Linked DNA regions of Mus musculus: all the other regions are linked to region 5. A link is a loop called in an ENCODE intact Hi-C map of the cell type or tissue named here. Cell type or tissue: heart. All regions are shown on one strand. Region 1 overlaps Ebf1 (early B cell factor 1). Region 2 overlaps Gm39816 (a long non-coding RNA gene). Region 3 has its middle 9.7 kb from the start of Gm22284. Region 4 overlaps Ebf1 (early B cell factor 1). Region 5 has its middle 4.6 kb from the start of Ebf1. Region 6 overlaps Clint1 (clathrin interactor 1). Region 7 overlaps Gm39816 (a long non-coding RNA gene).

Evidence for each region. Peaks named below come from ENCODE experiments on the same cell type or tissue, not always from the same donor. Only the 100,000 strongest peaks of a DNase experiment are listed, where the experiment ranks them.
Region 1: it touches region 5 in a loop (2.2-fold over the local background); 6 of 42 quality-filtered maps call a loop at or near these places.
Region 2: a loop joins it to region 5, with 2.6 times the contacts of the local background. A loop is called at or near these places in 6 of 42 quality-filtered maps.
Region 3: it touches region 5 in a loop (1.9-fold over the local background); 4 of 42 quality-filtered maps call a loop at or near these places.
Region 4: it touches region 5 in a loop (4-fold over the local background); 6 of 42 quality-filtered maps call a loop at or near these places.
Region 6: a loop joins it to region 5, with 3 times the contacts of the local background. A loop is called at or near these places in 14 of 42 quality-filtered maps.
Region 7: a loop joins it to region 5, with 3 times the contacts of the local background. A loop is called at or near these places in 10 of 42 quality-filtered maps.

Annotation. Positions count from the first base shown.
Region 1 is chr11:44,822,587-44,826,586 of GRCm38, reverse strand. All of the region lies in intron 6 of Ebf1 (early B cell factor 1), which reads right to left. Among named protein-coding and RNA genes, the nearest start is that of Ebf1, 210 kb to the right of the region's middle. In heart, no CTCF peak of the experiment used is centred here; no DNase peak of the experiment used is centred here.
Region 2 is chr11:45,734,451-45,738,450 of GRCm38, reverse strand. The region is part of intron 2 of Gm39816 (a long non-coding RNA gene); the gene reads left to right. Among named protein-coding and RNA genes, the nearest start is that of Gm39816, 16 kb to the left of the region's middle. In heart, a CTCF peak has its summit at 1,610 (motif pointing right); a DNase peak (open chromatin) is centred at 1,730; H3K27ac peaks cover 397 bases.
Region 3 is chr11:45,627,727-45,631,726 of GRCm38, reverse strand. No RefSeq gene overlaps it. Among named protein-coding and RNA genes, the nearest start is that of Gm22284, 9.7 kb to the left of the region's middle. In heart, a CTCF peak has its summit at 2,269 (motif pointing right); no DNase peak of the experiment used is centred here.
Region 4 is chr11:44,895,506-44,899,505 of GRCm38, reverse strand. All of the region lies in intron 8 of Ebf1 (early B cell factor 1), which reads right to left. Among named protein-coding and RNA genes, the nearest start is that of Gm51859, 190 kb to the left of the region's middle. In heart, no CTCF peak of the experiment used is centred here; a DNase peak (open chromatin) is centred at 2,065; H3K27ac peaks cover 1,071 bases.
Region 5 is chr11:44,611,512-44,615,511 of GRCm38, reverse strand. No RefSeq gene overlaps it. Among named protein-coding and RNA genes, the nearest start is that of Ebf1, 4.6 kb to the left of the region's middle. In heart, a CTCF peak has its summit at 1,744; DNase peaks (open chromatin) are centred at 1,531, 2,161 and 3,781; H3K4me3 peaks cover 2,272 bases; H3K27ac peaks cover 1,302 bases; H3K27me3 peaks cover 2,565 bases.
Region 6 is chr11:45,882,314-45,886,313 of GRCm38, reverse strand. Clint1 (clathrin interactor 1) reads right to left here. Exons shown (of 12, transcript NM_001045520.4): 2 at 2,500-2,604; 3 at 1,886-1,982. Among named protein-coding and RNA genes, the nearest start is that of Clint1, 32 kb to the right of the region's middle. In heart, a CTCF peak has its summit at 2,025 (motif pointing right); no DNase peak of the experiment used is centred here; H3K4me3 peaks cover 390 bases.
Region 7 is chr11:45,677,352-45,681,351 of GRCm38, reverse strand. The region is part of intron 3 of Gm39816 (a long non-coding RNA gene); the gene reads left to right. Among named protein-coding and RNA genes, the nearest start is that of Gm35282, 24 kb to the left of the region's middle. In heart, a CTCF peak has its summit at 2,461 (motif pointing right); a DNase peak (open chromatin) is centred at 2,451; H3K27ac peaks cover 496 bases.

The sequences.
Region 1 (4,000 bases), 210 kb before region 5:
CTGCACTGTCCCCAGACTAGAACTAATAAACTTTGTGCTAAAAGCTCCACTCTGGAGTATCCTGTTTATCAAAAGTGATTATTACCTATTTTAATATGCATCACCTTAGATTGTTGTCCTATCAGAGTTTCCAGAATAATTTTAAGAAAAGCATTTGGTCAATGGATAGATTCACTCCTGCCAGACTCTACAAGTCTTCCCAGCGAATTGCTCTGCACGTGGAGACGCCATTTACACACCTCTATTTATTTTCCCTCCAACTTAGCATCCTAAAAGTGATTGCTACAGCTTTTTTTATATATCACCTAGAAGGATTCGCTTCTGTGGGAAATCTGGATTTGAAACAATACATTGAAAGCATTTCCTGTCCCGGCTTCAGACAAGAAGATAAGATTGGGCTCTAAAAAGTTTGAAGACAAATTTCCAGCAGCCCAGGTGAGGCCTGATTTCTATTTTGCCTCCATCACAATTGCAAAATTCCAATGATTAACCTTGCAGCCTGGCTCTCTGTTTCCAGGGGAAACAGAAGAAAGGTTGTTTCCTCTGCTTCTGTCTGCAGATCAGACCACATGGAGGAGTGCTGGCAGGTGAGGGCTCTGCAGAAGTCACATCTTTTTGCCATCCATATCTTACAAATTATTTATTTGATCACAAAAGACAGCTGCAAAAAGCAACGCGTATTGGCAGGTACTGTGGCTAAGTTCTTTTTCCATTATTCGCAGCTGGTGAGGAAATTAAGGAGGCTCTTAAAATGCACTTATTTTCTCTCTCTCTCTCTCTCTCTCTCTCTCTCTCTCTCTCTCTCTCTCTGTGTGTGTGTGTGTGTGTGTGTGTGTGTGTGTGTGCGTAGAATGTAGGTTCGATATGTAAGCTAAAATTTAAAAAAATATATCATAGTATTGACCATGGCCAGTGTGTATGATGGGTAATAAAATGTAACTGGGCCAGATTGTTCTCAGAGAAAGTCTGGTGCATTCCTAAGAGGCCAGAATGTGAGCCCGACGTATAGTCATCTCAGTAATAAATCTACAGAGCTGTAGCAAGCATTCACACTCGATAGGCTGATATTTGTTCAGCGAGTTGGCAAGAAAATATTTCCTAAAACTATACCTCTTCAATGTAAAACATATACTTCCACCGGGCCCTAGTAAAATTGGCAAATTATATTAAAGACTGGAGAGCTGTTTCTGATATATTTTCAATAGAAAAGTCTGCAGTTGGAATATAAATACCCAAGAGGATCTGAAATATGTCTCTATACGACGTTCCTCTTGTGGGCTCCTGCCAATCCTCCTTCACCCCTCCTGTAACGAAGTCCTCCTCAGGCCTCCACTACCACAGGAGGACCCACTCCCATCTCCAACCGTGGCTCTGCTCCTCCCTCTCTACTAGAGTTTCCTCTTATTGCTTGTGATAAATGTAGCATCCTTCCAACTAACATGGCAAGAGCTTGCCCCTCTGTCTCTGCTCAGGTACACTAGATACTTCTCAGCTCCTTCCTCTCCATCTCACCCACGTTTCTTGTCACCACATTTCCTCTGACAGCACTAGGGTCTTTTCAAATATGTACCCCACTGAGAAACCCTATTCCTCCTGTCACCCAAACTAATCCTGCTTCCCATAACCTCAAACACCACCAGCATTCTGAAATGTCAACTGCAACACTTGATACTTCTGGAGACCAGAAGCATTCAACAGGAGTGTGCCTAGGGGGGAAAAAAAGGAGGATCCTCTAAAATTCTTCTAAGAATGGATTTTAACTGGGCCTTTCATGAAGATATTCACACATTGTCTTGCTTGGGGTTAGATTTTTTCTCCCTAAGATCTATTTGCGTTCTTTTTCAATGTGTCTGTATGTAGCTTTGGATATGTGAGGGCCAGAAGATCAGATCAGGTGGAGTTGCAGTTACAAGCAGTGGTGATCCACTCAGGGTGCTCGCTGGAAATGAAAACTAGTTCCTTTATAAAAGGAAAACAGGGTCTTCACTGAGGAGCTGTATCGCCATGTCTCACGGAGGCTAACATTTTAAAAACCAATCTTCACAAGTCCTACAAGTTTCTCTAGCACCTAACTTTGTACACTGAGACATTAAGAAAAAAGAAAGAAATACGGATGTCACTAGGTATCAGACATGAACAGGAAGCTTCAGAAGAAAAGGTTCTAAGGGAATTGGGATGCTGAACCGAGAGAGAGGAGGACTTCAGCCTTGGCTTTTCGGTCATTCGTGAAGCTGTGTGACTGAGAATTCTCAGAAGAAAGACCTTAGCAACTGTTTTTCCGGATCCTCCATTTTGCCAATAAGACTCAGAGCACTTTAGAGAAACTTGTAAAAAGATAGAATGAGCAAAATCAGGAACCCCAGAGTCCCCATTCCCACCTCTCTGGTCCCCTCCCATCACTGTTTATAATCCTGTCCTCTCTCCCTAAACCCTACAGTGAATTAAGCAAAGGTATATGTGCAAAGCCAAAGGTGTCAAAGGGCATTCACAAAGAAGCAAGCAAGATTGTTTTTTTCCCATCTAAATGTTTATTAATTGATTAAGGATACAAACCAAAGTCTCACACACTCTAGGCAAGTGCTGTGCACCGAGCCACGGTCCCAAGCCTTAAAATATTTTGAAATATCTCACTTATGAAATTCTGCCACGATATCTTCATTCAATAACTATGATTTCTTACAAGGAAAGTCAAAGATGATCTACATTCCCTAACTCATTTAAAAAAAATCCCTTTCCCTGGCAGTTAACACACAGCCACTCTCCACTCTCACAGAGCCAGACTGTGCAACCTCTTTACAGGGCTGTTCATTTTCCACTCTATCTTTCTTTTGCTATCCAAACTGCTGTAACTTTATCTCATGCTCCTCCATCATCTCTCCTTCACTGTTACAAATGGAGCTGAGATCTGAGCTCTGCATTACCGTAATGTCCTCCATTTATTCAGTACATCTACTTATACTTTTCATTTTGTCTGGGCCCTTGGTTTTCCATCCCTTCTCCTTCTGCTGCTGTTAAGTCCGGTGTCAAATGCATAAGAGTTGTACAGCCTGCATCCGAGAGCCTCTCTTCTCCCCGTTAGCTGGAGATGGGTCCCTCCTTGGGGTGTAGGTTTTCTGCTTAACATTTTAAAATAAAGCTTAATAAGCTCCGAGGGTAGCCATTTTACCCGCCTTTAGCCAAGTCTTCATGCCACAACTTCCCAGCTCAATATAAACACTCTTGCACTGTGTCCTCAGCTAGCATCTCTCTTATTTTGGTCCTTCAAAGTCCCATTCTTGTTCTCGTGCCCCTGCCAAGAGCAGTAGAAAACAAAACACCTTAACTCTTGGACACACGAGACAGACTTCCTATTATTCAGGAAGTCCGTCCATGATCCAGATGGCTGCCTTAGTTTCTCTGACACTAAAGCACCCGCACGTATTCTAAAACCAGGGGACACCAGAGCTTCCCTTTTATGTGTACTTGCTATTGAGTGCTATTTCTTTGGTCTCTATTTGAATACCATCATGTTCTCATGTGGGGTATTACATTCTTGTCAATTCCGTGTCTCTCTCCTATGTGCATCACTGTATGTTATTGGTTTGAAAATATCACATCTGTATTTTGCTGGCATCTAAGGTTCGAAACCCAGGTGTGGAGGCTTCTGAGCATTCACTTCCAGGAGGAACAGGCTGGATAGAAGCCCATTGCCCTATGGTAGAAAAGCCCCTATCCTTTTGTATTGGCATGGGACACACATGTTCCCCCTCATCTTCAATTCCCTGAAAGTAGCTCTCCCTAACAGCTCCCCATTACTTCTTTCAGATTGAAAGTGAACTCAAGCCCTACCAGTCAGGGCTATCACAGGCCCAGAACTCATCTCTCTAGATATATATATAGATAGATAGATAGATAGATAGATAGATAGATAGATAGATAGATAGATAGATATCTGTCTCTCTCTTTGTGTGTGTGTATGTTTGTGTGTGTGTGTGTGTGTATGTATGTTTGTGTGGTGTGT
Region 2 (4,000 bases), 1.1 Mb before region 5:
CACACACACACACACACACACACACACACACACACACTGAATTCACGAGATACTAGACGTGATTTATAGCACACACCACATAGGAGGCAGCTAACAGACCTCCCATCCCACTCTGTCCTCTGCCAGCTGCGCCCTCCCTTACTTCAGACAGATCTTGCAACTCTGTTATCTAGGCCACACTGTATGTGTTTTTCACACCCCAGCTGGCTAGACCAAACCTTGGGATTATCTCTGGATCATTTTCCTGTACCTCTCAGAGGTATTTTTACAACCAGAGCTTTGGAGTTAGCACATGGTGAAGGGAGGCTGAGGCAGGAGGATTGTGAGTTAGAGGTTAGACACTGTTGCAGAAAGAAACAGAACCCTACCAAGCTTCTTGTAGTTTTCACTCATTAGAACCTCACTGAGAGCTGTTAGCTTCCTCTGCTGAATAAAGACTGTCTCCATTTTGTTAACCACTTTGCCTACTGAAAAAAAAAAGTGAATCCCCATTTTTATGGGTTCAGGTGTTTGTAAAAATAAGGATTTTTAAAGTGCATAGTCATTTTTCTAAAAAGAAAATAATTTTGTTTCTATGGGTCTGAGCATCTTGCCTGCATGTAAACCTGTTTATCTTGTATTTACATTGATTGTGGAAGCCAGAAGAGGCTGTTGGATCCCCTGGAACTGGAGTTTTACAGACAGTTGTGAGTGGCTGTTTGAGTTCTGGGTCTTCTGGAAGAGCAGCCAGTGTTCCTAACCATTGAGCCATCTTTCCAGCCCCTAAATCATGTAGTCTTAATGGGAGATGTCATTTGAATCATTATTGATCACCATACAGTCTTCTAGTCTCTCCTTTCAGTGACTCTGAAAAAAGAAAAACTGGTTTTGTGTCTCTCTACACTTTTCTTTAATGTCTTGGCAGGACGCTTGCACTTCCTACTATGCCTCTTGGTCCTCCCACTATGCCTCTTGGTCTCCACACTGTCATGCTTTCTCCCCCATGCTATGCCACATTATTTCACCACAATCTTTCTGAAGGCCACCCCTTAGATTTTTCTCTCTTTAGATTTTTTTCCTTCACTGTTTCTGTTACACAGAGATGTTGGTGAGTGACAGTAACATGGTGTGTCCTGTGTACAAGGCCATTTGCATGCCAGTAGGGACTACTGCATTTGTACAGTCTGAACCCTGGTGAGTATTCTCCTTGGGAGAATTACAGTCACTCGTTAGACCAAAGAGACCAGTTTTTGGCAGAGGATAGCCAACCTCATGTGTGAGTTTCCCCATGTCAGGGTCAGGGTTAAGTTGCATGCTGAGATAAGAACATGAAAGAGAACTTGACATTACAATTTAATTTTGTCTAGTGGCTTCGATGAGCTCCTCTATAACCAAACAATAGAATCATAGTCACACATTTTTGGATAGCTGGCTTGCTGCGATTTCCTATGTATTTTGAATGGTGGCTTTCACATGATAAATCTTGAATAATTATTTGTGAAATAGGCAGATCAATAGATTTAGTTTCCCAACATTTACCCAATCTGGTCTTCACCTATCGGGACTGAAAACACCTTTCTCTTGAGAATTCTGACCTGAGAGTTATTTGTGAATTCTGCCTTTTTCTTCTAGCTGCCAGAGGGTGTCGCTGTTGAAGCTGTATTCTGACTTAGCCCAATGAGGCTCCTATATCTGGGAGTCTGTGCCAGAGAGAGGCTGTTTCTATCTCTGCAAAAGTCAGGGTGGTCCTCTAGGGACCATAGGTCAGGGATGTTCAGAGCTCTGGGTGCCAAGACTGCAGATCTGAGCGTGTCTCTGTGTCCCTGGGCTCTGCTACATCCTGGGGTATAAGCCTACCCAGGAGTCTGCTGGAAGGCCATTCTCAGATCTGTGCACTCACACACAGGGTTTTGACCTTCCTTTTATAGAGAGCATTCTTCCAAGAAGACAGTGTCAGGGCCTCCCAAGGATTGTTGTCTATCCTGCCTATAGTGTGATATGACTGAAGATGCTCTGGCTAAATAGAACTACTAAATGGTGTTGGCAAACACAGATATGATGCCAATATTAGGTACAAGACATAAATTCAGTCATTCAACAAGTCCTATATTAGATAGTCTCATTACATTTGCCATAGGGAAGAGAAAAATATCTGAGTGTGTTCAAAGCCACATTTTCAAGGCTTATATTTTAGTGAAGGGTAACATGAAACCCTGCATGTCTTTAGAGTGACTGTCCTTAATCACTCCACAGTTACTCTGTCAGCAACCTTTGGAGGAGCGCTCTGCAAATAGAGGTATGACCTCAGACAACACTGCAGTGTCAAAGGATTGATTCTTCCTTCTGGTAGCAAGGAACTCAGAGGCTCCAGGTGTCCTAAATTTCCTGCCCTTAGAATTCTCCAGTGTCGACTCACTTACTTAACAATCTGCAGTCATACAGATGTCTCATGTGAGACCTCTTCTATGTCCCCTGACTCCGAAGTTCCATGAGACGGAACCAATCCTACCAACTCCCCCCCCTTTCCCGCCCCCCATGAAAACCAGAGGAAGTCAGGAATGGCAGTGCACCCCTGTAATTCTAGATTGCAATTCTAATATTCAGGGGGGAGTTTGTGGTCAACTTGAGATATATAGTAAGTTCCAGGTCAGCCTAGACTATAAATCAAGTCAAAACAAAACAAGACAAAACCAGCAAAAATACCTATCCAGCCGCACTGAGGTCCAATAGGCATACACCAGACCTTCTAATCCCCTTTGAGAAAGATTACAAAAACATTCCGATTCAGCCTGTTCTGTTCCTTAAATCAAAATCTAATTCTCCCTCCTATGTCTATAATTTGAGGTTAGTTTAAACCAAGCCAAGTCTTCAGAGGCAATATGAGATGATTTCTTTGTTCAAAGAGCAGGGGCATTGCATCTTGAAGTGAACATTCAAAGCTTTGTCTCCTGAAGGATCCCTGAGAGGGCTCTAACCAGCGTGTGTGCGCGTGCGTGTGTGTGTGTGCATCTGTGTGCATGTGTGTGTGTATGCATGTATGCATGCGTGTATTTCTCAGTCTTTAAGAATATTTCTCCTTAGAAAGTGTGTATAAAAAAATCCTCCCACCAGTTCTGATCCAATGGTGCTAATGTGCCCCTGGGAAATCATGTCCCCTTTAAGAGTAGCTTCATGTTCTCTCTCTGTCCCTAAGCAAGAGAACTGGGTTGAGCTTTATTATTAGAAATTTGTCTTAGGAAAGCGTTTGGTTTTCTTGTCTTTTCTAAATGGAGTGTATTAACCTACCAGAGATTAATTTACCGCTAGTGGTTAAACTTTTTTTTTTTAAGAGCATCTTTGTGAGGTTACAAATAATAATGTTTAAAGAGTTTCGTTCTGGTGCTTGGCATACTGTGAGCATCCTGGAAATGCTGGCTGGTATTGTCATTGCTGCTATGACCTCTCTCATAAGTGGAGCCACTTCCTGCTTGGGTAACCAGCCCTAGTTATGGGATCTTCACTGTGGGGAAGTGTTGTCTGTCAGCTAATATATGGGAAGTGTTTAGTGTAGGCTTCAGCACCTAGTGAGCAGTTAGCAAATTCAAGCACGTTTCTAAAGTGTGAATCTAGCATGGTAGATTTATTTAGCTGAGGCAATAGATAAAAAAAAAATCTCAATGACACCAAGAGAAATGAATTTATTTCTGATTGTGCTGTGGGTTCCAGGCATTCCAAAAGACGGCAGAAAACTTTGGAAGCACGTACCAAAGTCGTATCAGAATTAAGAGTATAAGCAAAATGACCTGGGTGGCCCCTTCCCCGGATTCACACTTGGCAGGGACATTTTATGGGGTAGGGAGAGTGTGGATAGATGATCATTGTCAGATGTAGAACGGAAAGTCTGGCTAAGGGTCAGTAGAACCTTGACTGACAGTTGGCAATTGTGTGTGTGGGTAATTGGACATGTGGGTAATTGGCTTCCCAGAGCAAACCTTAATCCTGTTAAAGTTCACAGAAAATTGCTTAAGCATTCTATCAGGAA
Region 3 (4,000 bases), 1.0 Mb before region 5:
GTGCACTGTGACAGACTGACCTGTGCTGACACTTGTGTTCATTGTGACAGATTGACCTATGCTGACACTTGTGTGTGCACTGTGACAGACTGACCTGTGCTGACACTTGTGTGTGCACTGTGACAGACTGACCTGTGCTGACACTTGTGTGTGCACTGTGACAGACTGACCTGTGCTGACACTTGTGTGTGCACTGTGACAGACTGACTTGTGCTGACACTTGTGTGTGCACTGTGACAGACTGACTTGTGCTGACACTTGTGTGTGCACTGTGACAGACTGACCTGTGCTGACACTTGTGTGTGCACTGTGACAGACTGACCTGTGCTGACACTTGTGTTCATTGTGACAGATTGACCTGTACTGACACTTGTGTGTGCACTGTGACAGACTGACCTGTGCTGACACTTGTGTTCATTGTGACAGATTGACCTGTACTGACACTTGTGTGTGCACTGTGACAGACTGACCTGTGCTGACACTTGTGTGTGCACTGTGACAGACTGACTTGTGCTGACACTTGTGTGTGCACTAGGACAGACTGACCTGTGCTGACACTTGCAATCTCCATTAGTTAGTTTCTCTCATCTGAACTCCTGTCTCCATTCAGTGGGCAGTGGGCCTTAGGGTATAATGACGTCATGGAGAGGAAGGGGGCATGGGACACAGCTCATTTGGAGGTCCTGTTTATGAGCTTGGAACCATGTTCCTCTGAGGTGCTGGCTCTGTCTCCCTAGGAGCTCGGCTAATTTACTTAATAAAATAAATTTGCTCACCCTGCAGAAGATGGCAGTTCAATCACACCATTTTTAGGCTGTGTCTATTAGGTGACTCAAAGGCTGGGTTGTAGCATAATAAGCCCAATTAAAAGGAAAAACACAGCAAAAATCCAAGGCACATCCTCTACCCTCCAAATGGGGTTCATGGCCCTCGGAGGACTTGCAAATCCCTCTCCTGCACTCAAGGCTGCTCCTTGGAGCTAATTGTACACGTTTATAGCTTTCGCTGACCTCATGATGGCACAGAGAGAAGGTGGGATGGGGTTAGGGGAGACCAGTTCCTAGGATTTAGGTCCAAGGCCCAGAGGATCCAAAGTACACCCTAAAACAGCTGCAGGGCTCCAGGGAAGGGGAGCGCTCCTCTGAGGAGGCTTCACAGTTGCCATGGTAAGGAGCCCATCCCACTGCACTTGGACAGGTGGGCATGGCCACTTTCTCGAGCCAGGTGATGGCACCTGAGCCTGTCACAGAAGCACTTTCCATGGCCATTGAACTGTTGAACACTATCCCTAGCCAGTGTCTACTGCTAATTCTGTTAATTTAAACATATAGCTTTCGCTGGTGTACATAGCATGTAGACTGCAATACAGATGATAGTAAAGAGCATGTCTGGCTCTTGGAATGCTGGGAACTTTACTCAGGACCACATTTATAGTTATCAAAGCAGGCATTTCCTTCCTTTCCCTTTCCTTTTTTTTTCTTTTCTTTTTAAAAGATTTCTTTTTACAAAGAATACTAATGCTAAAACCCACAATTACAGAACACTTACTCAGGAAGTCTGGAAGTTCTAAAGGGTTGGTAAAACAAAACCAACCAAACCAAACCTGCTTGTTGTGGCCAGGAGGCAGCCTCAGAAAGACGGTTGCCTATGGAGAGAGCACTGGTTGAGAGTCTAGGCCTCTGAGTTCTCACTTGGCTCATTGTCCATCTGTGGGGCTGTTGGATGATGCTTTGCCCCCAGTGGCTTGGCTTCCTTTTCTGATTGTAGGATCTTGGGTTTGATCACTCTTCCCGTGGAATCAAATAACTTTTCCAACTCTCAAGGTGGCTTGAAAATGCTCTTTAAAAACGTGTGTCTAGCAAGCTCCTAACTCCCTAACATCTTGTAAAACAGACTGGGAAGGAAGCTAAGATTTAGGGTGATGAGCTGGAAAGGCGACGCAATGGTTTGGCTGCTCTTTCAGAGGACCTGGGCTCAATAGCCAGAACCCACAAGGTGGCTCACAACTGTATAATGACTCCAGTTCCGTGGGATCTGACATCCTCACACAGATATGCATTCAGGTAAAACATCAATGCATATAAGATAAGTATAAATCATTTAAAAATTATTCACTGATAGTAGATGAACCATTTCTAACTACCCTTTTTATTAATTTTCCATCTGTGGAAAACTATTAGTTCTAATTAAAAAAATTTTTTGACTTATATCAGTTATTTCCTATTTGCCTGTGTCAGTGTGCTCTGTATGTGTAATGCCTACAATGGCCAGAAGAGGGAGTCAGATCTTCCTGGAATTGGCGTTAGGGATGGTTTTGAGCTATGTGGACTGCTCAAACTGAGCCTGGGTCCTCTGAAAGAGCAACAAGCTCTCTTAACCACTGTCTTGCCAGTTCCCAAGAGTTATTATTTAATGTGTTGGAAAATGACCAAAGTTTATTTAAAGTGTTTTACAAGCAGGGTGGGGAATGTAGCTCAGTGGGAGAGTATTTGGCTGTCCTGTACAAGGTCCTGGGTTCAACGGCCAGTGCTACAAAAAACCAAAACAAACCCAGAGAACAGAGAACACTCCCCAGATGACAACTCTAAAGCCACACATGGTGCGTGCAGAGAAGGGGCTTTTTCTCAGCACTGAGCTGAACTTAACAAAATAGTTTAGTGTCTCTAAGCTAAAAGGAAACCAAACCAAATAAAAGCCTCAGAGATACATTGACTTTCTCCACTCCCAAACCATGGCTTCTGCTTGCAAGCGTTCTTTGGAAGAGTACAGTGACCTTTCCTTGAGGTCTGCCTCGGTCCACACAAATGTCGTAAGTCTGTGTCGGGACTTGGCTGTCCCTTGTTCCTAGTGGATCATACCATTGTGGGTGCTCTGTGTCCTCATTCATGGTCTTTAGTAAAGACTTTACTGATAAGTTTGCTCCTTCATTCTTTTCCTCACATGCAGCTTTCAAAGTCCCTTAGAAAATTATCACTGGAAACACAGTCATTGTAGAGAATTTTGAAACTGAAAGATAGGCCCAAGAAGGCATATCAAAATTCTCAGAGGCCAGAAGTCTAGGGACGGTCGCTATTTACCTTGGGCAGGTTGAATTATTGATTTATTTTCACACAAATGCATTTTATTTTGATCACGCCCACTCTCACTCCCTACCTCCTCCGTGGTGTCTCTCTTCTCCCCACACCTTCATGTCTTCTTTTAGATCCTTGGGCTGTATTAAGTCCAATCAGTGTTCACCTATACACATGGCTGTAGGGCTGACCACCACAGCATGGGCTGCAGAAATAGTCATATGTCCTTTGCATTTACAGAGGCGTGTGGGGGGGAATGAGGTGCAGACAGACTGAGGGGAGGCTCAATGGGCAGGTGCCAGACACACAGAGCATTGTAGATCTTGATTTGAGACTTTACTGAGAGCACAATGAAAAGAGAAGATAGGATTTATGAAGCCCAAGGGAAGGTCATGTTTGTATTTTACAAAGACTACTGTAGACATGGCAGGGGCCACTTCCTGGTCCGGTTTAGCTGCCTATCTTCCGTCGTTCCTGTTTGGAATGTTTGTTTTCCTCCCGTGTAGTGCTGTGTCTTGTTTTCCTTCATATATCCCCCTGATGCTCAGTACAAGTCCATACAGCCTCCTTTCCCTCCCTTCAGCCAGTTGGAAACACCCCGTGATTCAGACCTTCTCCCCCCAAAGCATCACTCAGACCTGCAGGCTACGTCGTCCCTGTTGCCTCCTGGATGGCAGCACACAGTCAGGCTACTCCTGTGGAGTGGTGTGTGTATCTCTTCCTTTGCTTTTCCATTTGTGCTACTTGAGTTGCTTCTTGAAGAAACTTGCTAGGCCCCCCTCCCTCCCCACGAATGGTAACTGACCCTACTGTTATTCTCAGGGTAATAACTTCTGAAAGACATCAAACTGAGGCAGAAGTGGAGAGAACACAGAAGCCGTGTCCCACCCTTCACCCCACACAATGGTTGACTCCTGTCTCATTTGCTC
Region 4 (4,000 bases), 280 kb before region 5:
TTCAACTGGACAGGTTGGATTATGGGAGCATTCAGGGTAGCATCCAGAGGCCCACCAAGAGGCAATGCCTGGGGTGCATCTAGTGTCACCACCTCTGCCCTCAATGACAAGGAACCTAGAGAAGAGGGACATGAGAAACTTCCCAGCTACACCTGAGATGAATATATGGCTATGTCACCTGAGTGAAGGATATTTTAGAGCCTTTCTCATCAGTTTTTACAGACATATGATCAGTAGATGTGTTTCTATGTATGTTTGTGAAGAGAACTGTGAGAGACAATAACTGCTATGGAGGAAGGAAGGGCCCCATAGTAATCTAGCACCCATCTGTGGATATCCCATCTACTCTAGCACCCATCTCTGGACATCCCATCCACTCTTGCACCCATCTGTGGACATCCCATCCACTCTTGCACCCATCTGTGGACATCCCATCCACCCTTTCACAGTAACTCCACACCACATGGTGGGTGCACACGGCAGACCATCAAATAAGTTAGCCTTTCCAGATATTGGCATAGCTTTTGGGTCTAAGTAGGTGCCTTCACTGAACAGCTTAGATGGCAGAGAACAATGGAACTTCCTATCCAGATTTTAGTATGTTGCTAGAATGTGTGGGTAGAAACACTCTCCGATCCCTTCAACTTACAAACATTTTAGCCAGGTGATGAGGGGTGGTTCCCATTCTGGAAGTAGATGGTGCTAAGCTGTGAATCTCCCCCCCCCCACCACCACTGCCATAGCCATAAACACACACACACACACACACACACACACACACACACAATCTACTCATGCATAGGCTCAGAGTTTAGCCCTCATATTTTATCATCAATGGGGCTAGTGAACTGTAATTCAATCCCATTATTTAACCTGTTGAGTCCAGCTGCAGGAGCCACTATCCACAAACAACTTATTCAATGTTTAATTACTATGAAATTTTCTTTACTTACTCATATTATTTATATTACCAGAAGAAAGAGCTAATGGACAGTACACTGGTAGAACTTCATCTTCTATTGGATAGCACAGATCTTGGGACCATGTTTATATAACCAAGCCTAGAACTGTTAGCCATAATTGCCAGTCATGAGGTACCCTACATATTCCAGGAGATCTGTTAGGAGTGATACCTTCAAATCCTGCCAAAAGGACTACAAAGCAAGTCTTCACAGGAGTAGGCAGGGAGTTACTTCAACAGGAAAAAGAATACTATTGAAGTATATATAACTGCTGCCCTTGGAGTATATGGGCCTTGCACTACCAGCTGTTTAGTTTATAAAAAGAATTTGCATCTGTATTTTTCTATATAATCTTATTTTTGTCAGCAACAGAATTCTAACCAAATTCTAACTAAAGTTAGTATAAGAAGCAATGAAAACTCACTGGGGCATTTGCAAATGCACATGTCATTTTAATCTGTTTCTATCTGTGACCCTTATCTACGACCCCTTTAATCTACCATGTCACCCTCTTGCTAATTCAAAATATTATGCAAACCATAGCCCAAGCCAACATAGGACTAAAGGCTAGATTCCCACCCATAACCCACCAGTGCACACAGCATATGACTCCTCCCCAAGTCAGCACTTAATTCTGAGCAGTTCATTTCTGCGGGGACTCATGCTGCCACTGACTGGCTCATCAAACAAGTCTGGAAAGCCTACCATGGCCACTCTGGTGTTTCACATCTGCTCCGAGAGCCTGGCTGAGCTCCTGAGCGTGTCTCCTGCTGTATGCATACAGCTTTTGTACAAGCAGTTGGGCAGAAGTGCCCTGAAGGATTTCCACTGTCATTATGCAAGAGAGCATAGATAGTGACTTTTGAAGGAACCCGTGTTTTGTACTTGAGCTGCATTTCAACCTTGCCCAACTTTTAACAATAACTGATGGGCCATGGTTTTCGCTTTTGCAAATAACTCGCTGTTTGTATTTCTCTCCACAGTACAGCTGCCACGGCAAAGGAGAGTTGGAGTGAACTTTCATGACTGGGAGCCTTATCATGCTGAGCCAGTTTCCTCTCTTCCCTAACATGGCCAGTGGTGCTGCAAGCCAGCATTTGTTACAGCACAGATGTTTCCGTGGTGATGATCTGTGACGTCACAAGGACAGAAATGTGGATCATCAAACTTATCTGCACATGACGAGGAGTGGGAATTCCATCTCTATGTAAGCCTTCTGTGGTACTGATTAAACTTCCTGCAGGACTGTTCAGGATCTGAACTATCCTGCCAGAACCGTGAGAAGAAAAGCCAAGATATTTGTCTTTTCCAATTCATTTCTACAACACGATAATTGTGTTCAAAGTCCAGTTACTCCCCAAAGCTAAATGAATGGATGGCAGTTTTCGCCGTTTTGAGTATGGCTGACTTCCCCTATCCTACCCTAGAGGTAGCTCTGGGCTCAGATGCAACACTGCCTGTGGATAGAGGGACCCTCACAGCTCCTTGGCCAGTTTCGCTCTTTACCTCTGGGTGCAAATCCCTTTTCCTAACTCCAAGCTTCTGCCACTTTAATTGGGGATAATAATTATTTTTAAAAGCCCACTTCACGAGGGCTGCGGTGAATTTAAATGAGCTAATTGATGTTCAGAGTAAGAGGGGGAATAAATGTGAGATGGGAATAAGAATGATGAAGAAGAAAGCGATTCCTCCCAAGATGGGGGCATGCACAAATGCAAATGCAGGTGAAATGTTCCTGGTATTTCTTCCTCAGGAAAGTTTCTGCTTGCTTCCACACAGTTCCTTTCTGAAAAGATGCAGCTACTGCATGAGGCTGGTGGTTTCTAGCATAGTCTAGAAAACTCAGTCCAGTCTCAGACTCTTCTGTCTTTGTCATTGAGTCACTCTCTGCCCTTCCCTTTGCTCTTCTTGAGCTTAACCTTAATGTCTGTATGTAGACATACTCCTATGCACAGTTTTGTGTGTGTGTGTGTGTGTGTGTGCGCGAGCGCGCACATGTGTGTGTGTACATGTGTGCAGAAAATCAGGCTAACCAGACAACACATCTCATGCAGACAGGAACTGCACCCATTGGCACAGTAATGGATGCTGATGGTACTTGGCATTTAATGCCTGATGATTTGAACACTGGTTAGTGCTTGCAGGGCTTCACCATTGATATTAACTTTGAGTGGTGAGCAAGCTCACATAGATTATTCTACTCTACAAATGAGGAAGTTGCAGCTCTGAGACATTCAAACTTGAGATTTTCAAAGTCTGCTTTGATTGATGAAGCCCAGCCCCCCTTTAGTTTTGTTGCTTATCTGAAATATCTGTCCTGTTTGGCTAAAATGGTCACTTTGATCCTATAAATACAGCCAAAGTTCCATAAAATACCAGTTGTGTAATTCCTTGTCCCCAGTGTAGAGGGTGGATGCTTATTACCTTCACAGAGTGTTACTATTCCCTTTCCAAGTAAAGTTATTTCTCCCCTAAGACACAGACCCACATATGAACTATAGTAAAATCTCTCCATTTCCTTCTTCTGTTTCCAAGTTCAGAAAAATGGCACCCTTGCATAACATCACAGGCGCCAATTTAAACACAGTAACATTGAAAATGCTGCCAAGCTTCCAGGCATAGAAACATCTCTAGTGTTACAAGTTACAAGGGCCACTAAACACACCCTGAATTTGCACATCTATTATAAATGATACCAGCACTCTGAGGAATTTACACAGCACAAAGCAGTGTCCCTCCACTTTTGTTTGAGACCCGAATGTTGTGTATTTTAGTGATCTTCATTAGAGACTTTTTTATATATGAAGAAAAATATAAAACATTATTAACAAATAGATTAACCTGACACAATACCTTGAAGATATTTTATAATTTCACTGACATTTTTGTCCCCGATAAGGATTGAGTTATGCCAAAGAACTGAATCCAAAACACCTAGGACAATGCCAATTCTAAAATTTGAGGTCTGAGTTTATAGATTTGCTGCACATGATAGCTCCTCAAAGGACACTGCTGGTTTAGTCACTTGGGCAGCAGCA
Region 5 (4,000 bases):
AGACACCAGAACATTCTCCATCTCTATAGATTTTAAATGCACAATTGAAGCTGGGCCTCTTTAAACTTTTTCAAAGCTCCAAGCTGTGCTGATGTCCCAGACCCAGGATCCTCTTAACGTCAGGAGTACACAGAATAAGCCCCTTCCTTAAGTTCAGTGGTGACCCTTCAAGGTAGGGGCATCAGGAAGCATTGGCCACCCTTCTACAATGGGTCCCAGGAAGCCCTAGCTTAAGACTTAGGCTTAACTCTTCTTAACTGCTTGAGTCTCCACTTTTCAGTAATCAAGCCAAAACATTAAAAGTTGAATGTAGTGGGGTAGATGTTCCAGTGATGCACACAGTCAAGAAAGGATCATTGCCCGAATGAGGAGAAACACAGTCACATTGAGGCCTGTGGTTAACAAGAGTCACAAAGAACATAGTCCTCCAGAGGAGGTCGGAGGTCGGCTACAAAGGATCCTGGTGTCAGTCAGCACATGAAACCCACTATCCAGAAAAGAGAAACTGGAACAGAGAATGACAGCTATAGCAGCCCAATTCTCCAGAAATTAACTAAAAAGGAAGCAATTTTTATATCCATAAGCCAGAGGAGGAGGAAGAAGAGGAGGAGAGAAAGGGGAGGAGGAGGAGAGAAAGGGGAGGAGGAGGAGGAGGAGGAGGAGGAGGAGGAGGAGGAGGAGGAGGAGGAAGGGGAGGAGGGGGGAGGAGGAGGGGGGGAGGAGGAGGAGGAGGAGGAAGGGGAGGAGGGGGGAGGAGGAGGGGGGGAGGAGGAGGAGGAGGAGGAAGGGGAGGGGGGGAGGAGGAGGAGGGGGGAGGAGGAGGAGGAGGAGGAGGAGGAGGAGGAGGAGGAGGAGAAGGCAGTGATGGTGGTAAAGAGAGGGAGGCAAGAATCTTTGGATAGCCCTAATTCCCTTTGGCTTGACAGGCAGCCAACACCTCACCTGGGATAGTGGGCATATTTCACTTTCATTAAGCAAAGTGCATTTGTAGATTTTCATCTGGGTGAATTGCCTTTTAACGTGGCTTCTGCATCCAATAATAAATGTTTAAGTATAAGGAAGCCAAAAGGAAGTGGGAGAGAGAGAGAGAGAGAGAGAGAGAGAGAGAGAGAGAGAGAGAGAGAACTCTCTCTCTCTCTGTGTGTGTGTGTGTGTGTGTGTGTGTGTGTGTGTGTGTGTGTGTGTGTGTGAACATTCAGATACCTGGGCCTCCTTCACAGCTGCAGGACCAGAGCCTCTGGCATTGGTACCTAGGAATCTATATTTAAAGACATTTAAAAATTCTTGCCTTCTCCCCAAACAAAGAGACAGGGAAGGAGCCACTGTAAAGGAATATGTTTCTTCTAGAATGATGTTTTCCTGTCGAACTTCTGGCAGATTCTTCAGCTGTGGCTGGAGAGATGGGGTGGTGGTCATGGATAGGTTCTCAGAGGGTCCACACTACCAAGTGGGGTTGCCCAGCTTCTCAGGTCCCCCAGTGCTGGAGGAAGTTGAGGCTAGGGCCCAAGAATTCCCTCCCCCTGTGCTCTTCAAGCCCAACCAGTGGCACCCAGGCCATCTCGAACTTCTGTAGACCCAGACCCCCTTTCATGGGGCATATAAAATGATGCAATAACTTCTAGGGGCTCAGGTAAAATTATGCTCCCCTGCTTGCCTTTCAGTAAAAAGAAAGACCCCCCTGAATTGAGTGGAACTGGGATCAGAAGGAATGTCCCAAGAAAAGAGGGGATGGCTTTTGCTTGTCTGCCCCCAGGAGGCAGGCTTGGGACTTGTCCTGAAGCGTGTTCTACTTTTCTCTTTTTGAGGACCCCCCACCCAACAGTCGGGGAACTGCCCCCTCACCTTTTTTAGCTTTCTTGCCAGAGGTAGCTGCGACCCCAGTGGGACAACGGGCTCTTCATCCAGTGCTGGGTAGAACTGGAAGTGGGCGACAAAGCGCCTAAGCTCAAAGGCCCTCTGAGAGCTTCTGGGGAGTTGCGGGCCACTAGACGTCTGAGATGTGTGACTGGGACAGGCCGAAGCCAGGCCACTATCAAGGGAACCCGGTAGAGTCTGTAGCGACCTGGAGTCCTGGGAAAGCGGGGTGCAGCCAGGCAAGGGCGAGGGCGATGGGAAGATACCACGGATGCGTGTTGGGACTGCCGAACACTGGGACCCACGCGCCCACTAAACCCTGGTCTGTCCCCGGGTGGCATTCACCCACCTCTGTGGGGAGCGTGGGAGCCGCAGGCCAGAACGCCACCGGAAATCCGGACTCTGATCCGGGCTTGCGACCTCGCGGCGCTCCGGAAAAGTCCCTCCTTTGCTCATCCAGTCTCTGTCCCTGGGATAACCCTCCTTTTCTTGGAACCAACTAGAAAACTGAAGAAGAGGGTGACAGCCACTCGCAGGAGGTAGAGAACGATTAAACAATCTCTAAGGCTCTGTCGCAGAGACTGCAGTCAACGTGGGTAGGACCAGGCGCGGTGCGGTTCCACAAAACTGTCCCCTCTCAGAACGAGCTGAGGCCTCTCTCGGGTTTCCCCCGGGATCGTCCCAGACAATAAATAGATCCCATTTGTTGCTAGGTTTACCGGACATGAAATTACTCAATCGCGACTACAGTCCACTCCCATTGTACAGGTGAGGAAACGGAGGGTTTTTAAGAGAAGCGGAAGCGAATGAAATCTTGTTCCTGCCACACCGCTAATAAAGTTACCAAGACATTGTCTCAGGGACCAGTGCTCTTAACCTTGGAGTCAAACCTCCACCCGGCAGAGGCAGCTAAGGGCTATTCAACACCACTAGAATTCTTGGGTGCACTGAGTCCTGGTTACACATAGCGGGGGAGGGAGATAAGGGGAGCAGAGTGAAAGAGAGAGAGGGCGCTTGTCACGGTGAGGACAAACCACACAGAAGTCAGGAGAGTGTAGTTTCAGGAAAATCTTAACGAATATGATTATTTGAAAACAAGTTTGCGCTGTAATGTAAGTGGGTGCCTTTCCCCTCTCCTTCCCAGACAGGACTCCCCAGGGACGTGCCAGCTCCAGCCCTAGCTGTGTCACGTCCTCTCCCAGTCCCAGCTAAGGTCTAAGCTTGCCTAATGAAACGACCTTAAGTACAGGACTTTGCTATGATGTCCGATGTCCACGATGTCCACTACAGGCCAGAAATCAGAACAGCTGAGCATGTGTTTTAATTGTGGGTTGGGGGGACATGGTTCAGTCTTGGTCTGAGCACGGATAGCTAAAACCCGACGTAATTCTGAGTTGAGAGAAAATAGCTGGTGGTGTTCCAGAAAAAGAACTCTAGGCTGGTGCCGCCCAGGGGTGGAGTTCAGCTGGTACCCCACTTTGAGAATTTTGCTTATCTGCCTAGGAGACTAAAGCTGGCTTTCTCCACATAGGAGGTGGGGTGGGGTATCCAAGGGTTTTAGAAGGGAGCTCTCCAGCAGTTTATAAGTTAACACTGCTTAAGTTTTAAAACAAACTGAGATGGAAGAAAGAAAAAAAAAAGCAGGGAGTTGGGGGGGGGGGCTATAAAGATTTAAGAGAGAAAAGGGCCTGTTTCCCTAAAGGAAAGTTAAGAAAGGAAAAGCGCATTCGAGAGGTGGGTTCAGGATACCCAAGTGAGAAAAACTGTGTGCTCCTTTTTTGGGGGCAGCTTTCTGGGTATTTGCGCGGTGGCGCTGTGCGCTTCCTGGTCCTTATTGGTAGCTTTGTTTAAAGTGCCTGTGGTGTGAATGCAGACACGGGTTTTCAATCAGCGAGCCTCAGCTACATTATTTGAGGGTCTGAACAGTGCATTCTTGGCTCCGTGTGAGCGCGCGTGCTTCAGTGCGGGCCCAAGGGGTGCACAGGTGCACCTCTATCTCGAGTGTGCATGAGAGTCACGTGAAGACATAGTTTATGTGAGTACAGTGTGCAAGCACAGAACTTGGGTACCGAGCAAGATCGTACACGCGAGTCTGAGCCCGCACTTGTGTGTGTTAACTGCCGCAAAGACATCCTAAGAATCAAAG
Region 6 (4,000 bases), 1.3 Mb before region 5:
CCCTCTCCTTTCTGTTTGACCGAAAGACAGTCCGAACTTCATCCTCACGTTCCTAGTACAGAAAATAATTACAAACTACCTAGGCAATGGCTACTTTAAGATTTAAAGTAACTAGTAATTCTGAAGTCTAACACTAGTCAAACAAATCATGGGATTTCCAGGAGTGGCCTGGCTCTCGCTGTTGGCCTTCTGGAGCCACTCCCCTAAGTACTAGGGACATGGGAGGATCCTTTTGTCTTTACAAGACCCTGTAGGACCCTGTAGCAGTGTCCTGTGAGAAAACCCAATTCTGATGCTAATGAGGTTTCAAAAGATTTCAACAGAAGGAAAACTTTGCAAAATTGTTAAGCCAAGGGATGCTAACTAAGTGGGCATGCTAGATGCTGAGTCAGAGGCACCTAGCAATGATGGCCGGGCTGGCATTAGGCAGCAGGGCTCTTCACAAGCTGGTGACGCAGCAGGAAACACTCCTCTGCTTTTTCACCTAAAACTTCATTTCACTATGATTTCAGGTCTGTGCAGGGTGGTGACCCTGAGGGCACAAACTCACACTTAATAGTAAGTAATCTGGGGGGGTTGGTTTCGAAACAGGGTTTCATCATGCCTCTCTGGATGGCCTCTAGCTCACGGTAATCCTCCAGCCTCAGCCACCTAAATGTTGAGAGTGTTGCCCTGTAGCCATTTTACTCAGATTTCCTAATCTTTTGAAAAAGTACAATAATCTTTAAAAGCCCCCATTTTAGAAAAATTATACAATTTATAGAAATCTCAGAGAATATTTTAGGAAACAAACATCATAAAAATCACAAAATTTGCTGGACATGGTGCCACATGCCTTTAATCCTAATAGTTGGGGGACAGAGGCAGACAGATTTCTAGTAGTTTAAGACATAGTCTATATACTTAGTTGGGCTAGCCAGGGCTACAAAGAGAGACTTTGTTCTCCCCAGCACCCTCACCAAATTAGAACAGGGGGGAGGGCTGAAGAGACGGCTTAGTGGATAAAGTACTTACCATGCAAACACTGGTATAGAAGCTTGGATCCCCATCACCCACATAAAAAGCTGGGCAGGCCTGGCTGCCACCTGTAATTCTACTCTGAGGAGACAGGGATCCCAAGCAAGCTAGCTGGATCAGAAAGCTCTGAGTTCAGTGAGACTCTGCTCATAAAATGGAATGCCTGAGGAAGACACAGGAGCAAAGCTCTGGCCTCCCTATACTTCCAAACACACATACAGTGGCACATTACACTCAGACACTCAACAACAGTAACAGTAACAACAAAATTCTAGTTAAAACAGGTTTTTAATTCTGAGAGTCAAAATGTCACGTTGCAAATGTGAACACTGCTGTGGTCTGCTACGTGTGAGAGTGAATCCTTTTGGCGTACAGCATGTTTTGAGAAGCAGGAAAACATGATTAACTAGGAAGACCATCACCTTGCTTTAGAAATACAGAATCAAAATGAGATGAATCCGAGGAAAAGTCCACACACAGGTGAAGCCAGAAGTCTGCACACCTCACTCTCAGTGCCAGTCCCAGCTTATAGACTTCGCTGAGCGGAATGGTGCTATCACCCAACCACAAATTAAACAAAGCTGTTTACAGAGGTGACAAACATGAGACTGGTTTTTAATTTTAAACAGTCAAGTAGCAAACTTGCATATGAGTAGAGATTAAATACTCAAAACACCTCAACAGATTTAGTAGGAAAAAATTTAAGAAACAATAAAAATCTTCAATATTTAGAAGAACATAAGTCTGAACACACTCTGTACTATGAAGGGCTGTTTATGACTGGAAAACAGTGTGTGTCTCGGAAAAGTCTAGAAACTTAGTGGACTACAGTCATGTCAACACTCGCTCTTGTAGGCTTCCACCATACCTTATAAACTCTTCTCCAGTTCTTTTTGTTGTCTTTTAGCATCCGGGACCAAAGCATGTTCATGAGTTCTGGGAACTGCTCATACATAAAGGTAGCCCTGAAAGAGAGGAGTTTCCTTAAGCATCTGTAGTAGCATAAATCTGACAATAGATGGCAGCCTTGCTCTAGGTTCTTTGGACTACCCAAACAGCTTAGAAAAAAAATAAGCCGAAATCAAATTTTAATGACACTCCTCCTAAAACACACTTCCTCTTATTCTTCACAACACACAGCACATCATGAGGAATCACGGTGCCATCCTGCAAGCTTTTTCTTCATGGCCTCAGTGCCCCACATTGTCACCAAGAAAAAAGTGTGTGATTTTTTTTTACTTCAAATATTTTATACGTGTTCTTCAAAATTTGCAAGGAAAGCTATTAAGTCTTGGCTGACGCATCATTAAAAGCTAATTTTTAATGGGAATGGAACCTATATAAAACTCTCCACACTAATCAAAATGGATTATGCAGAACATATGGCTGATAGTTAAACAGGTTAAAACTGAAAGCAAACTTCACTTTCTGTGTAAAGACACTTTGATTCTTTCTGTACTGTTGAGTCAAATTACCACTTACTTGGCAATCTCTCCCATGAGCTGCCCAGAAGGTCCCCAGGGATCATCATTCGTTGCTTCTCGAACCTTAGACTCAATCTCTGAGTAATTCATAACCACATTGGTGCTGCAGAGGGAAAATGCACATGTGCATGTGCACACACACACATATAGATACATAAAGATTAGCATCAAAACTGAGCAACACATGAAAACTAAATGATACTAACGTATGTCTTAATGAGCCACATCTATGGAGTGGGGGGCAGCTCTGCTCACAGGCTACTCCAAAGACACGACATTACACACTTAAGTTATCTTAAGAATTTAGCTTTCAAGAATGCAGAGGAATGTCATCAGCCCTGGCCCAAGTCCAGGAGACATGGTCTGATCTCAAAGACAAACGGACACGCTCAAGTCTATCACAGAGCCAGGATGTTCACCTTCTCTCTGCCCGTGCTTTACAAGAGGTCGGGTTTGTGTTTATAGGAATTCTGTTCTCTTACACTAAATTACAGTGGACAATTCTGTGTGACATTTAAAAAAGACATAACACAAAGAGAATATTCTACAACTGTTTAAAACTATTACCAACATTTCCTTCTGTATCAGTGTTTTTCTCTAACAAAAACTTAATTATTAGTTATTGTAAACCTCACACCTTCACTGGCTACATAATATTTTACTGGGAAATGATATTTAACTTTTCCTTGAGACTTCTAGTTTTTTGACAAGAACATGGGAGACAGAAAACCTGATTCCAACCCCATTTCATGAAGCAGTTTTGTTTTAACCTTGGTTTCAACTGTAGACTGGGAAGAGGCTCTGTACACCTCAAAAGACAGCATAGAAACTGGTGCTGCTCTCCTGCCTGACAGACAGGTGATGCTCAGTTAATAACTGAGAGCCATCCTATAGCAAGAAAGAACGCTTTCAAAGGGTAAGACACAAGACAGCAAAACACTTGATTTTTTTTTTTTAAACAGCCATGTGTATGGGATCTGAAGGAAGAAAAGCCATAAAAATGTGAGTTCATCTGATGTATATAGTTCCCATTACTACTGAATGTGTGTTCTAACAGATGAACACAGCAACACAAAATCAAAACTAATAAATGAGTGAATAAAATCAGATTTAGATAGCTACTACTCATATATCCTCCCTTCTTTTGCTATGTGGCTTTTTAAAAGTCATCAAAAGTTGTTTTCTAAATACGGAAGGATCAAGGCTCAGCGCTTTTAGACCTTGTCTGCTGCCATTCGTTCCTTCAAGGAGTTTAGCTTAGTTAAGTCACTGACAAACAGATCCACATCAGCACTGAGACAGTCACATATAGACAGTTGGTCAGGTCACAGAACAAACAGTGCAGCTCCTACACCGACACCCACAACAGGACTCTACCAAGAAAAGTGTCCCCTGAATGCCAGGGACACCCCCTCCAACTGCACAACTAATGCGATAATATAACTAAAAGTTATTTCCTTAGGAACCCACAACTTTTGGGGCTCTTGAAGACTTTTAAT
Region 7 (4,000 bases), 1.1 Mb before region 5:
TACACAGTCTGCACTCAGTAAGCACTAGGATTTATTTATCTATTTGTGTATTTATTGGTTTTGGGCATTGGACACAAGGCCTTGCATATGATACACAAATACTGTACCACTGAATTCCATCTTCAGTCCTTGTAGTTCTATTACATTATGAACATTTTTATTATCTTATTTTATTCTTCCAACATAGGAGATGGTAGGAAAACAATATCATATAGTCCATTTATCAATAATAAAAAAAAGAAGGCTAGAAAGTCTAACCTTCTCAGCCAGTATCATATGTAAGGAAAGGGTGGAGGCGGAATTTAAGTCCAATTTTTCCTGACTCCAAATGTCATCTCCCTAATTACCATTCCATCCTTCCTTTCCATCCTTTAATATACTAACTGAGAAGACGTGAGGTCACCAAAGCCCTGGATTTCTGTTCCTGTGTGGGTGGGTGAGCCAAACCACTGGGAATGTGGGAAGAAACCAGAGAAGCCTTTGCCTTCTGCAATCTATTTATCTTTTCCCACACAGTGGAGTTCTGCAGAATCCTAATACCAAGGCTTTGCTAATAAACGCCAGCAGATGTACAGATTTAGCTTACGCTTTGCTAGACTAGAGCCTCTGAGAAACGTTCTGGTCTCAAACACCTAGAAGGAGATAGGTGCATGATTCATCTTCAAGCTGCGATGGATGGTACACATGGAGCCACCTGAGCCTCTTCTTTGTATTGTGGGTACTCAATGTGGATTTCATTCAGCACTTATAGGTCATTCACTCAACTCCAGGCACTGTTTAAAGTGCCTCAGATATACTGGGTTTTCTTGCCTAATCCTCTCAAGTGACCCCACAGGGTAGACGTCCAAGCACAGCAAGATGAAGTCACAGTGTCACACAGGTGGCCACTAGAACTTCTAAGATTTGAACCCAAACTTGCTTTGTCACGGAACGTAAACGTGTTATCTGCTAAGGATCCAAGCCATCACTGGCAAGTCATACATTGTTGAGTGACGCTTAACTCTTCCTCTGCTTGTAAAACATAAAAAGTATATGACCTCTGCCTAATGTGAACCTCTCCAGCCCCTAACATTTGAAAGGAATCTGTTTTTGAGTTAGCTGGACTGCCTTATCTGATGGACAATGATCTCTTTCACTGACCCATGAATCCATTATGTTGTAAATTCTGCCTGCACACTCCAGGCAGAATGTATATTCTACTTCTATTTACAGGGTAAACATAATATTCTATTTGTAATGTGTCTGTCTCTCTCTCTGTGTGTATTTGTGCATGTGTGTGCATGTTTTCTTCAATTGTTCTCCACCTTATTTTTGGGACAGGTTCTTACCTTGAACCTGAATCTCACTGAGTGCACTGCTTGGGTTACAGGTATGGGCTGCTGTACCCAGGTTTTCATATGGGTTCTGGAGATCTGACCTCAGGTCTTCATGTTTGCACGGTAAGTACTTTACTGACTGACTCTACTTCCCTAGCCCCAGCTGTTCAGTTTTTATGCAATGACCTTACTAGATACCAGGGTATAACTTGTGTCCAATAGTGAGCCAACTTTGGACATTTGGGGATAAAGCCTTTAGACACACCTCAGGATAAAGAAGTTAGGGTCCACCTGGGGATTGGCTCTTGGCAATTGGGATTAATGTCACTGGCTGTGTGCTCTCCTCCACACCTGTTTCTGGACCGATGTGACGTGCTGGCTTCACACGAGTGTTCTCTCAACACCTCTTCCTCCTGCTTGCCCTTGCCCTTCCTCTTGGTCTGGGGCCCCACTCCTCCAGCAGCATCCCATCTGAAAACCCTTGACCAGAGTGGCCTTGTCATGTCTCACCAAGCCCCATCTGTGTTTGGGACGAACATCCAAGCATTACACACTCTTCTCTAAGAGTGTAAAATGTTGACTGCGCCACTTAGCCAAGGTTCCCGCCCCCCAATCCTCACCCCCAGAAGAGGACAAAGAGAGGCGAAGCCCGAGGAAACACGGACATTTCTGTGTGAAACTGAGAAGACATCCTGTTCCACTCTGGCTCTCATAAACATTAAACTTCTTTTTAAATGGTGATATTTCTAGCCTATTCTGACTGAAATGTATTGATTTTTTTCCCCTCTGTGAGTCACTGCCTATTTTTCCTTCCTACAGTAGAAACATATTAAATATCAATGTGATGATAAAAAAACACATATGTGTATGTGTGGGTGGGCAGATGAGAGCGTGAGGGGATTGTTTTTACAAACTCTCAGAAAGGAAATGGCTTTCTTACAGATTCCCACATCGTCATCCAGCTCCTCACATCCTCAGTCCACTGAAACAAAACCAAATAACCATTTCCGGTTTGAAAGCCAGCAGGGGAAAAATTTCAGAAAGTTCCGGCGATGGTCCGCCATTTCGGGGCTATGTGTCTATATACTTAATATATATCAGCAATTTGAGGTGGTGAGGGAGTCAGGCTGCTATTCCTACTTTGGGCAGTAGAGGGCAGATGTTTCCACTCCTGCCTGGCTGATATTACCCAGGCAACAACATTATGTTTATGCAAACAGCCTTTGACATAATAGCTTTGCAACAGCTGAAAATTGAATTGTGCCTTCAGGCCAAACATCTAGACCACCGCCTTTGTTAGATTCCTCTGCCGCAGTAAATTGCGCTCACCCTTGGCTCCGGAGCTACTTTCCCCTGGATTCCAGGCCCACGATAACTTTAGAAGAAAGACAAATGCTATTTCTTCACACAAATGGTCCTTACGTATTTTTTTTTGTTGTTTTTTTGTTTTTTTGTTTTTTTCACTTCCAACTCTCATCTGAGGGCCTGAAATTGCTGCGTGCATTTCTCCAGCCAACTGAAGAAAGAAAATAAAAAGAAAACCCGAGACCTACACCAAATCCATCGAATTCTAGAATCTCTGTGGGTTCCCACAGCTTTTTAGTGCTTCCACTTGATCTAATTAGGACTTCGCCTCCCGAAATAAATACCTAATAAAGAATGAACCTATTAACAGACTAAATTTACTACACGCCCATTTGTGTGAGTCCTTTGCGCGTTTTCTTGAAGTGGTAATGCAGATGAAACTGAACGTTGTTTGAGTGGATAATGGTCTCCCGCTGTAAGATGGATTGTAGAAAGTAAAGGTGGGGCAGGAGGGGGGAGCAGGTCGCTTTATTGAATTCCATAGATGATAATGGTGTCACCTGAAATAGCTTCCTGAATAGAGAGTAAAGGGGAGAGAAACAGCAACATCCACAGCCAATGTGCAACCGGGGAACAGTTGGTTTTCTTGGAAGTAATCTTACATTGGTTTTGGGCTCATTGTCCTAGTTTTGGTGTGTGTGTGTGTGTGTGTGTGTGTGTGTGTGTTGCTAGAAGGTAGATTTAAAAATAATATTTTATTTTTAATTAAATTGTGTGTGTATGTGTGCTCGTGCGCACTACATGTGAGTACAGATTCCTGAAGAGGCTAGTGATCTCAGGTCCCTAGGTGCTGCAGTTGCAGGTGCTTGTGAGTCACCTGACCTGGGTGCTGAGAGCTGATCTGGGACCTTTTGCGAGTCATGCCCTTTAAATGATGATCCGTCTCTCCAGCCCAGAAAGCAGATTTCAGAGACAGTTGTTGTTGGGCCTCATTGATATCCTGGTTGGCTTTTGTTGTTGTTGTTAACTAGACACAAAAAGGTCTTATTAGATTGACTACGGCAAGTCTCTATAGAACATTTTCTTGATTCCTGATTGGCATGAGAGGGCCCAGCTCATTGTGGCTGACGACACCCCTGGACTCATGGTCCTGGGCTGTATAAGAAAGCAGGTCTAGCAAGTTGTGGAGAGCAAGCAAGTAGGCAATGTTCTTCCGTGGCTTTTGCTTCAGTTGCTGTCTTTACATTCCTCTCTTGAGTTCTTGCCATGGCTGTCTTCAGTGGACTACGGCCTGGGATCCATAAGCAGAAATAAACCCTTTGCTGATTGCTTGTGGTCATGGTGCTTAGCACAACAATAGAACCCAAGCTAGGAAAACA